Linked DNA regions of Homo sapiens: region 1 is linked to region 2. Evidence: read pairs that join two places in POLR2A ChIA-PET (ENCODE). Cell type or tissue: OCI-LY7. All regions are shown on one strand. Links, peaks and the distances in the headings refer to the core of each region. The heading gives the core; the rest is flanking DNA. Region 1 overlaps SYT6 (synaptotagmin 6). Region 2 overlaps HIPK1 (homeodomain interacting protein kinase 1).

Evidence for each region. ChIA-PET counts read pairs that join two places held together with the same protein. Peaks named below come from ENCODE experiments on the same cell type or tissue, not always from the same donor. Only the 100,000 strongest peaks of a DNase experiment are listed, where the experiment ranks them.
Region 1: POLR2A ChIA-PET joins it to region 2 with 7 read pairs; 3 of 35 experiments call an interaction of 5 or more read pairs at or near these places.

The regions. Positions count from the first base shown.
Region 1 is chr1:114,135,051-114,139,441 of GRCh38, forward strand. It overlaps SYT6 (synaptotagmin 6), which reads right to left. Exons shown (of 8, transcript NM_001253772.2): 3 at 2,445-3,003. Among named protein-coding and RNA genes, the nearest start is that of SYT6, 17 kb to the right of the region's middle. In OCI-LY7, for the core only: no CTCF peak of the experiment used is centred there; no DNase peak of the experiment used is centred there.
Region 2 is chr1:113,939,005-113,943,395 of GRCh38, forward strand. HIPK1 (homeodomain interacting protein kinase 1) reads left to right here. Exons shown (of 16, transcript NM_198268.3): 2 at 1,378-2,455. The coding sequence starts at 1,380. Among named protein-coding and RNA genes, the nearest start is that of HIPK1-AS1, 12 kb to the left of the region's middle. In OCI-LY7, for the core only: no CTCF peak of the experiment used is centred there; a DNase peak (open chromatin) is centred at 1,857; H3K4me3 peaks cover 1,930 bases; H3K27ac peaks cover 2,563 bases.

The DNA of each region.
Region 1 (4,391 bases), core at 191-4,190, 200 kb after region 2:
TGCTGGTGGGGCTGTGGGTTGGAGGGTGGCAGGGGACTCACTTGAGAAGGAACATCCAGCTCAGACAGACGGTAAGACAGGCTGTCTGAGCATGGGTGGGGCTCTGCAGCTTGGGAAACTCCTGCACCTGGACTCCCTCTGCAACTGGCTGGAATGCTCCCCCTTCCTCTTGTCCTGTCGAGTTATTTATAACTGTCCTTCCCCACCTGATTTAGTTCTCCTCATCAAGGAGACCTTCACCAGCTGTCCTAACTCTAAGGATCCTGCAACCATACCCAGAGGATCGTATTTGCTGCTTTGCACTACCAGCTACTGCATGGACTTTTCCTGTCTCTGTAATTACATGACAAGTTTCTGTGGGTCAAAGAAGCTGTTTTCTACCCCAGCCCCACCCTCAACCCCATGCCTGGCACAGTGTTCTTAGGAGGAGGAGATGGAGGAGGGCTATAATGATACTAGTTGAGGATGATGAGGATGATGGTGATTTGTCCTATGCTCTTTGGTTGATCTGCCCTTTTCAGAAGCCAGGTGGGGGAAGTGGGGATGGGACAAGGGCAGGACAGCCACGGGGTTCTTGGATATGGAAAGGTGCATCCAGGTGAGGAGTGTGCTTGGGCACAGACTGCCTGCCCCAGGCATGAGGCTTCCATTCATGCCTGGAGCCAAAGACACCAGATGGTGGGCTCTGGCAAGGAGCAAAGGAGGCTCCTAGAAGGGCTGGGCTGAGCTCTGCTTCCTGCAGCCCCTGGCCCTCACCCCTCTCCCTGGGTGGCAACCTCACTGTGAGGAGGACTGAGCTGCTTTTCTCTACCTGTCCAGTTACCATAATGAAGCCACAGCCTAAGGAGACCACAGGGAAGAGCTGCACCAAATGTAAACTTCAGAGTGATTTATGGAGTGGAGCGCTCGGGCCTGGGGCTGCCACAGAGCTGCTGTTCCAATCCGCCCTGTCTGCTCGCCCCGTCTGCCTGCTGGCCAGCCGGCTACTTATGTTCTTCTTAGGGATGACATTTCAGGAAAGCAAAGGTGGGGGAGGTACTGAGCCATTGGGCTGGACTGGTCAAAGTCAGCACAAGCTATGAGAATGGCGTGTCCCCCAGACCCTTCCTGGGGTGTAAGCAGAGCCCACTAAGCTTTCTCTCTTTGAACAAAACAAGATTTATGCCCTTTGCACACCAGAGCAGGGCTGATTTTCCCAGCCCCTCTCTTCACAGGCTCAACACAGAGATATTGAGTATTGACTATCCAAGCGGGAGTCTGCAGACAGAGTGGGGTTGCCCCTCCTCAGAGATATAGTGGAGGAAATATCCAGGTTGCCCCTCAACCTGTTAGCACTCAAGAGAGCAGATGCAAGGCCACTGGAGCTTGGAGGGAATGCCCCCACTGAGCTCTCAGCTGCCTGGGGGTGCTTAGAGAGAGGACACTAGCTATACCTGCAGGATGCAGCTACACAGCTTCCTCAACCCAGGGGACTGGAGCGAAGGGCTATGCCAGACCGAAGGGCTCCAGATGTGTCCTCTCCAGTTCTCTGTGCCAAACCTGTGCTCCCTTCTCTTAAAAGCCAACTTGAGCCCCAGCTCCTTGAAACCTTCCCTGATTAATTCCAGCTGGTTGCAAACAGCCCAGCACCCACCTCCTGTGTAGGTGTTAGTCAGGTCTCCTTTTGGGCTGGCCTCCCCCATCTCCCATACCTGACTGGGAAAACAATGCCCAAGCAAAGGGACTCTGCTGTGTGTCGTCATTCGTGCTGTTCATTACATATGTCCAGCTCTCCTTCTGGGCACTCGGTAGGATTACTTTGCCCCTTCTCCCTTGATATTAGGAGTTACCGCGTGTCTTGTTCTAATGGGAGTGGAAGTGACATGTGTCACTTCTGCGTGGAAGTTTTAATAAACAGTGCGTGATTTGCCACTTCCTCTTCCTCCTGATGTTTAACTGTGGGGGCCCGTGTCTAAATGCAGCCTCTGTTGGCTTGGGTCCCCAGGTAACAAGGTGGAGCAGAGTCCCCAGTCCAGCTGCAAAGCACATGAAACATGAACAAGGCATAAACTTTGGTTGTCTAAAGCCACAAAATCCTCGGACTGTTTGCTGCTGCAGCATAGCCTAGTTCAGTCTGATTGATATGGCCTGTTTCAATTGCCTATGCCAAGTTTCTAATGCACATCAGTACTCTCAGTAGAAAGAACCACCCCAGAACATGCAACCAGAAGCCACAGATAAAAATTCCCTTCCCTTCCTAGCTACATGGGGACTCTGCTCTCTGCCATCCCAACCTGGGGCAGAGTGCAAGGGTAGACTGGGCCACTGGGCAGTTTCCAGAGTCCCTCTTCACATCCCAAATGGCAAAGGCCCATTTGTCTCTAGGAAGTGAGGGTTTGGGGACATGTCCCACCCAACCCAGAACCACAAATCCTCAAGAAGCCAAGGAACAGGGCTGTACTTACACTTGTGGCATATTGGATATCCTTCCAGATGGAGGTTTCCCGAGACAGGTCAGAGGCCTCAAAGAGGTTGTCCAGGATGACCTCGCCAATCATGTCATGGCGGGAGAAGCGGTCAAAGTCGAAGACACTGAGATGCAGCTTGCGGTCAGCCAGCTCCTCATAGGGCACAGGGAAGTGGAAGTTCTCATCAAAGGTGGGGTTCAGGGTCTTGCGGTGCACCCGGGTCTGCAGCTTGCATTTGCGGTCAGGCAGGAGGTAGATCTTGACATAAGGGTCAGAGCTTCCACAAAAGTCCTTGGCAGGGAGGTCAAAAGCCTTCAGGATACGCACAATCAGGGTCTCGGTCTCGTAATCGTAGCGTAGGCTGAAGTTGATCTTCCCGCAGCTCTTGGTGGCCTCAGACTTGGCATCCTCCCCATCCACCGACTTCTGCTTGTAGAGCTCAGGCTTGATGCGGCCAATGCTGGTGGGCTGCTCTGCTGCTGGTGGAAGCTCATTGCCATAGTCTACACTGGAGACATGCATCTGCCTTGGCAGGTGGCGCTTGAAGGACGTGTGCCTGGTAGAGGGCAGGAGGGGGCAGAGGGAGTGTGGTCAGGGCTCAGGGGAAGGGGGATGAAGGCAAACACGAGCCTGGAGGCCCTGGCTCATCTTATCCCTTGTTGAGCCCCCTTTTCCTTCCTCTTCTTGACCCCACTTTTGCTCTGCATACACTTTGTGTGCAAGGTTGTGGTGAGCATTACATGTCTTAATATATGTAAAGTAGTTGGAATGGTGCCTGATATATAGTAAGCTCAATAAACTTTAGCCATTGTTATCATAATCACTTTTTCCTGCTTTTCTGTTACCTGCTTTCTAGGTTTACTTCCTAGTAGACATGACTCTGGTTTCCTTATTAAATCATGAGATTCCTTAAGAGAAGGACCATCCCTTCTTATCCTCAATGTGGCACCCACTTCATCACCATCATCACCATCACCATTTGTTAAGCATTTGCTATACGGCAGGCAGCAGAGTGGTAAAAGCATGGGCTTTGGAGTTAGCCTGCATAGGTTAATTTTGGCTCTGTCACTTTCTAGCTGAGATCTTGGGAAAGTTATTTAACCTCTCTGTGCCATAAAAACGAGGATAATAAAAGTAACAGCTGCATAGGATTGCTGTGAAATGAATTGATTACATATGAAGTGCTTAGAATAGAGCCAAGCATAATCATAAGCAATATATGTGTTAGCTCTCCTTATCAATCACATTGATTCTTCCATTGGCTCCTCACAACTGCCATATAAAAGTCATCAGCCTTATTTTACAGTTGGAAAAAGTGAGTCTAAGGGAAGGTGAGGAACTTGCCCAAGGCCATATGACAGACTGTCAGTGTGACCTCCCAGCATGTTCATTCCTGGCCTCCAGTCTGAAGACCAGGCCTCGTTCTCTTTTGTTGGTCCCCTGAGGGCCTGGAGAGCCGTTGCAGGGACCTAGGAGTCCATCAGAGCCCTAAGTTTTGAGTAAATACAATGCCTTACGCATGCTTGCACCACATCTTTTAAAAGTGCTTCTGAATTTAGGGTAGGTTTTTGTCGTTATGTTTTTCTTGTTGCTATTTTCAGTTAAAGGATGCTGTATGTATTTACAGTTGTTGTCATGCAGGGAACTCTGAAAGGCTTTAAAGGAATCCTGATTCTCAAACTATTAAGATTCCCTTGCCTTATCTGCCATGTACTGCAGACTGTAGCTATCAGGCTTTACTGACATATCCCTAAACACACCATGAACTCTTACATCTCTAGGCCTTTACTGTTCTCTTCCTTCTGCCTGAAGTCTTTCCTTCCAAACATCCAACACTCCCCTATTCCACTATTCCATTCCCCTCACACCCACACACACCCCAAGTGCAAACCACATATACAGCAACCCGCCTCAAAGGTTTCCCTTTCATGAAGTCTTTCCTGG
Region 2 (4,391 bases), core at 103-4,102:
AATAAGGGAGAGGAATGAGCCAGGATAATAGTATTAAATATGTGGTAGACACTATCATTTTACATGTATTAAATTATTTAATTCTCAGAACAACCCCATGAGGTAGGTATTGCTATCACCATTATGTAGCTGAGGAAACAGACATCCCTAATTTTTTTTCTTTTTTTTGAGACAGGGTGTCATTCTTTCACCCTGGCTGGAGTGCAGTGGCACGATCACAGCTCACTGCAGCCTCTACCTCTGGGCTCAGGTGATCACTTCTGCCTTCTGAGTAGCTAGGACTACAGGCATGTGCCACCATGCCTGGCTAACTTTTTTTTCTGTTTTTTTTTTTTTTTGTTGTTGTTGTTGTTTGTTTGTTTTAGAGACGGTTTCACCATGTTGCCCAGGCTGGAGCTCCCTGATTTCTGGCTTGAGGCGTTGGATGTGTGATGGCATCTCATAATTAAGATAGAAAACTGAAGGTGGGGTGGAGGCTCGTAAGTTTAATTCTGAATGTATTGAATATGAGGTGTTTGTGAAATGTCCAAGTTGCAGGGTTAAGTAGTCATTTGGATATAGGGTTTGGAGTTCAAAGCGAGAGAATCCTGGGTTAGAGATAGAGATTTTAGTCTTTTGAAGATGACTAATTTTGAGGAGTAATTATTAAAAAGGGGCAAAGGGTAGAGCAAGGAAAGAGGGATTACTATAGAGCCCCAAGGCATATGAGATCGGATGGTTGAAAATGGAGAAGATAAATATGAAATGGCTTGTGTGCTATGTCAGATGTTTGGACTTTATTCTGAAAAAATAGCTTTCAGTTTAATCTGTGGGCTTATTGAGCTGGAAGTGTCTGTGGGATATTCAGGGACAGAAAGCTGGACTGTTCTTACATCCTTTCCTCATATTTTTCTGCTAACTTTCCTCGGTTCTTCAGAATATACTCTAGCTTTCTCATCATCCTGGTTACTTTTTTTTTTTTTTTTTTCAATTTTAGTATTTTTAGAGACAGGGTCTCACTACATTGCCTAGGCTGGTCTCGAACTCCTCAGCTCAGGAGATCTTCCTGCCTTGGCCTCCCAAAGTGCTGGAATTAAAGGCTTGAGCCACTGTGCCTGGCCCATACTGGTTACTTTTTTATCTTAAAATGTGGTAGACAATTGAATGCATTTTATGTATGACCTGAGCAGAGTGGATAATCTTCACTTTGTCCAGCACGTTCTGTACACTGTTTCTATGAATATAGGTCAAGATTGAATTAGTTTTTGAGAAGAGGAGAACATTATTACATCATGTTTCTTTTATCAAGTAAAAGTGTGTGTGTGTGTTTGTGTGTTTTAAATCTAAGCCTTGTATCTTTTATCCTTGTGGTCTAATTCTTCCTTTCTCTCAATATAGGTATGGCATCACAGCTGCAAGTGTTTTCGCCCCCATCAGTGTCGTCGAGTGCCTTCTGCAGTGCGAAGAAACTGAAAATAGAGCCCTCTGGCTGGGATGTTTCAGGACAGAGTAGCAACGACAAATATTATACCCACAGCAAAACCCTCCCAGCCACACAAGGGCAAGCCAACTCCTCTCACCAGGTAGCAAATTTCAACATCCCTGCTTACGACCAGGGCCTCCTCCTCCCAGCTCCTGCAGTGGAGCATATTGTTGTAACAGCCGCTGATAGCTCGGGCAGTGCTGCTACATCAACCTTCCAAAGCAGCCAGACCCTGACTCACAGAAGCAACGTTTCTTTGCTTGAGCCATATCAAAAATGTGGATTGAAACGAAAAAGTGAGGAAGTTGACAGCAACGGTAGTGTGCAGATCATAGAAGAACATCCCCCTCTCATGCTGCAAAACAGGACTGTGGTGGGTGCTGCTGCCACAACCACCACTGTGACCACAAAGAGTAGCAGTTCCAGCGGAGAAGGGGATTACCAGCTGGTCCAGCATGAGATCCTTTGCTCTATGACCAATAGCTATGAAGTCTTGGAGTTCCTAGGCCGGGGGACATTTGGACAGGTGGCTAAGTGCTGGAAGAGGAGCACCAAGGAAATTGTGGCTATTAAAATCTTGAAGAACCACCCCTCCTATGCCAGACAAGGACAGATTGAAGTGAGCATCCTTTCCCGCCTAAGCAGTGAAAATGCTGATGAGTATAATTTTGTCCGTTCATACGAGTGCTTTCAGCATAAGAATCACACCTGCCTTGTTTTTGAAATGTTGGAGCAGAACTTATATGATTTTCTAAAGCAAAACAAATTTAGCCCACTGCCACTCAAGTACATCAGACCAATCTTGCAGCAGGTGGCCACAGCCTTGATGAAGCTCAAGAGTCTTGGTCTGATCCACGCTGACCTTAAGCCTGAAAACATCATGCTGGTTGATCCAGTTCGCCAGCCCTACCGAGTGAAGGTCATTGACTTTGGTTCTGCTAGTCACGTTTCCAAAGCTGTGTGCTCAACCTACTTACAGTCACGTTACTACAGGCAAGTGGCAAATGCTGAAAATCGTATCTTAGGCTAGAGTTCTGTCCTTATATTTAACATATACCCCGTAGGCTACATATAGCAATGAATTTGTTTATAGATTCTGAGATAGAAATAGGATATGTTTTAGCTCATTCTATGTGTGTGGCATTCCTATATATGACATTTATTTCTGAAATTTTATCTAGCACTGGAAAAATTAACTCAGTCTGATTCTGAAAGTTGTTACTAGTTGAATTATACTAGCACCTGGTTCTTTAGTATTATTTTACCTCATTTTCCCATTTTATTTATTTTATTTATTTATTTATTTATTTAGAGACAGAATCTCGCTCTGTCGCCCAGGCTGGAGTGCAGTGGCGTGATATCAGCTCACTGCAAGCCCCACCTCCTGGGTTCACGCCATTCTCCTGCCTCAGCCTCCTGAGTAGCTGGGACCACAGGCACCCGCCATCACGCCCGGCTAATTTTTTTTGTATTTTTAGTAGAGACGGGGTTTCACCGTGTTAGCCAGGATGGTCTCGATATCCTGACCTCGTGATCCACCCGTCTCGGCCTCCCAAAGCGCTGGGATTACAGGCGTGAGCCACCGTGCCCAGCCTATTTATTTATTTTTTTAAGATGGAGTTTCACTTGCCACCCAGGCTAGAGTGCAGTGGTGTGACATTGACTCACGGCAGCCTCCACCTCCTGGGGTCAAGTGATTTCTCCTGCTACTCCTGTCCTGAGTAGCTGGGACTACAGGCACCTGCTACCACGCCCGGCTAATTTTTTTGTTTTTAATAGAGATGGGGTTTCACCATGTTGACCGGGCTGGTTTTGAACTCCTGACCTCAGGTGATCCACCCGCCTCAGCCTCCCAAAGTGATTAGAGGCGTGAGCCACCATGCCCAGCCATTTTCCCATTTTGAAGAGTCTTGAAATACACAAAGATATTTACTTATTTGTAATGAATCTGAGCATATGTTGCTGTTTTTTCGAACCTCTTATCTTGGCAGGTAAAATAACGTGGGAATAACTCTAGGTTTAACTCTAGTAACATTTTATTCTTTTACATTTTCTTCTGTAGTAGCATGAATTGAATTACATGGTTGCTACAATCTCTTCCTGTTTTAACTTTCTCTAAATACTTTGAACTTAATGGGTTATCCTAGAATGGCCTTGACCCAAGTACCTTATACTTTAATGATATATATTTCTAGATTGATACTTTTAATGTAGCTACCATTTTAATATATAATAATTATTGGGACAGTATGTAAATGCTGATATATACAATTTTGTCTGTACCATAACCAAGGCTTTTAAAATGTGCTTTTTATCAGCACCCATTTACTTACTTGCCTAGTTATTAATTTTAAGGAATCTAATATTTAGTTTTAATGGCCATACATTAAATACAAATCATGTAAGCATCCAATCAAGAAGTGAAATAATAAAAACATAGATAACCTATAAAATATGTTTATAAGGAGCTATACATGCCAGATGCCTGTAATAAAATTTGAGGAAATAGAAATTCTGAATTAAGAATTTTATATTATGTGTGAAAATAATGTGAGGATATTTTAACCCATACAAGGACTCAGAAAAAATGTCATCTGCATGTTTCCTTTTTTAAAAACATTGTGGTAAGATGTTTATAATAGGAAATTTACAATTTTAACCATTTGGTACCACTCATTGTGTTAAGTACATTCATAGTGTTGTGTAACCATCACTGCTGTCTGTTAAGTATATTCACAATGTTGTGTAACCATCACCACTATTTCCAAATGTTTTCATCACCCAAAACAGAAATTCTAACCATTAAGCAATAACTCCCTATTCTCTCTTCTTCCTACCACTGGTAATCTTGATTTGACTTTCTGTCTCTATGAATTTGCCTATTCTAGATACTGCATGTAAGTGGAATCATACAATATTTGTCTTTTTG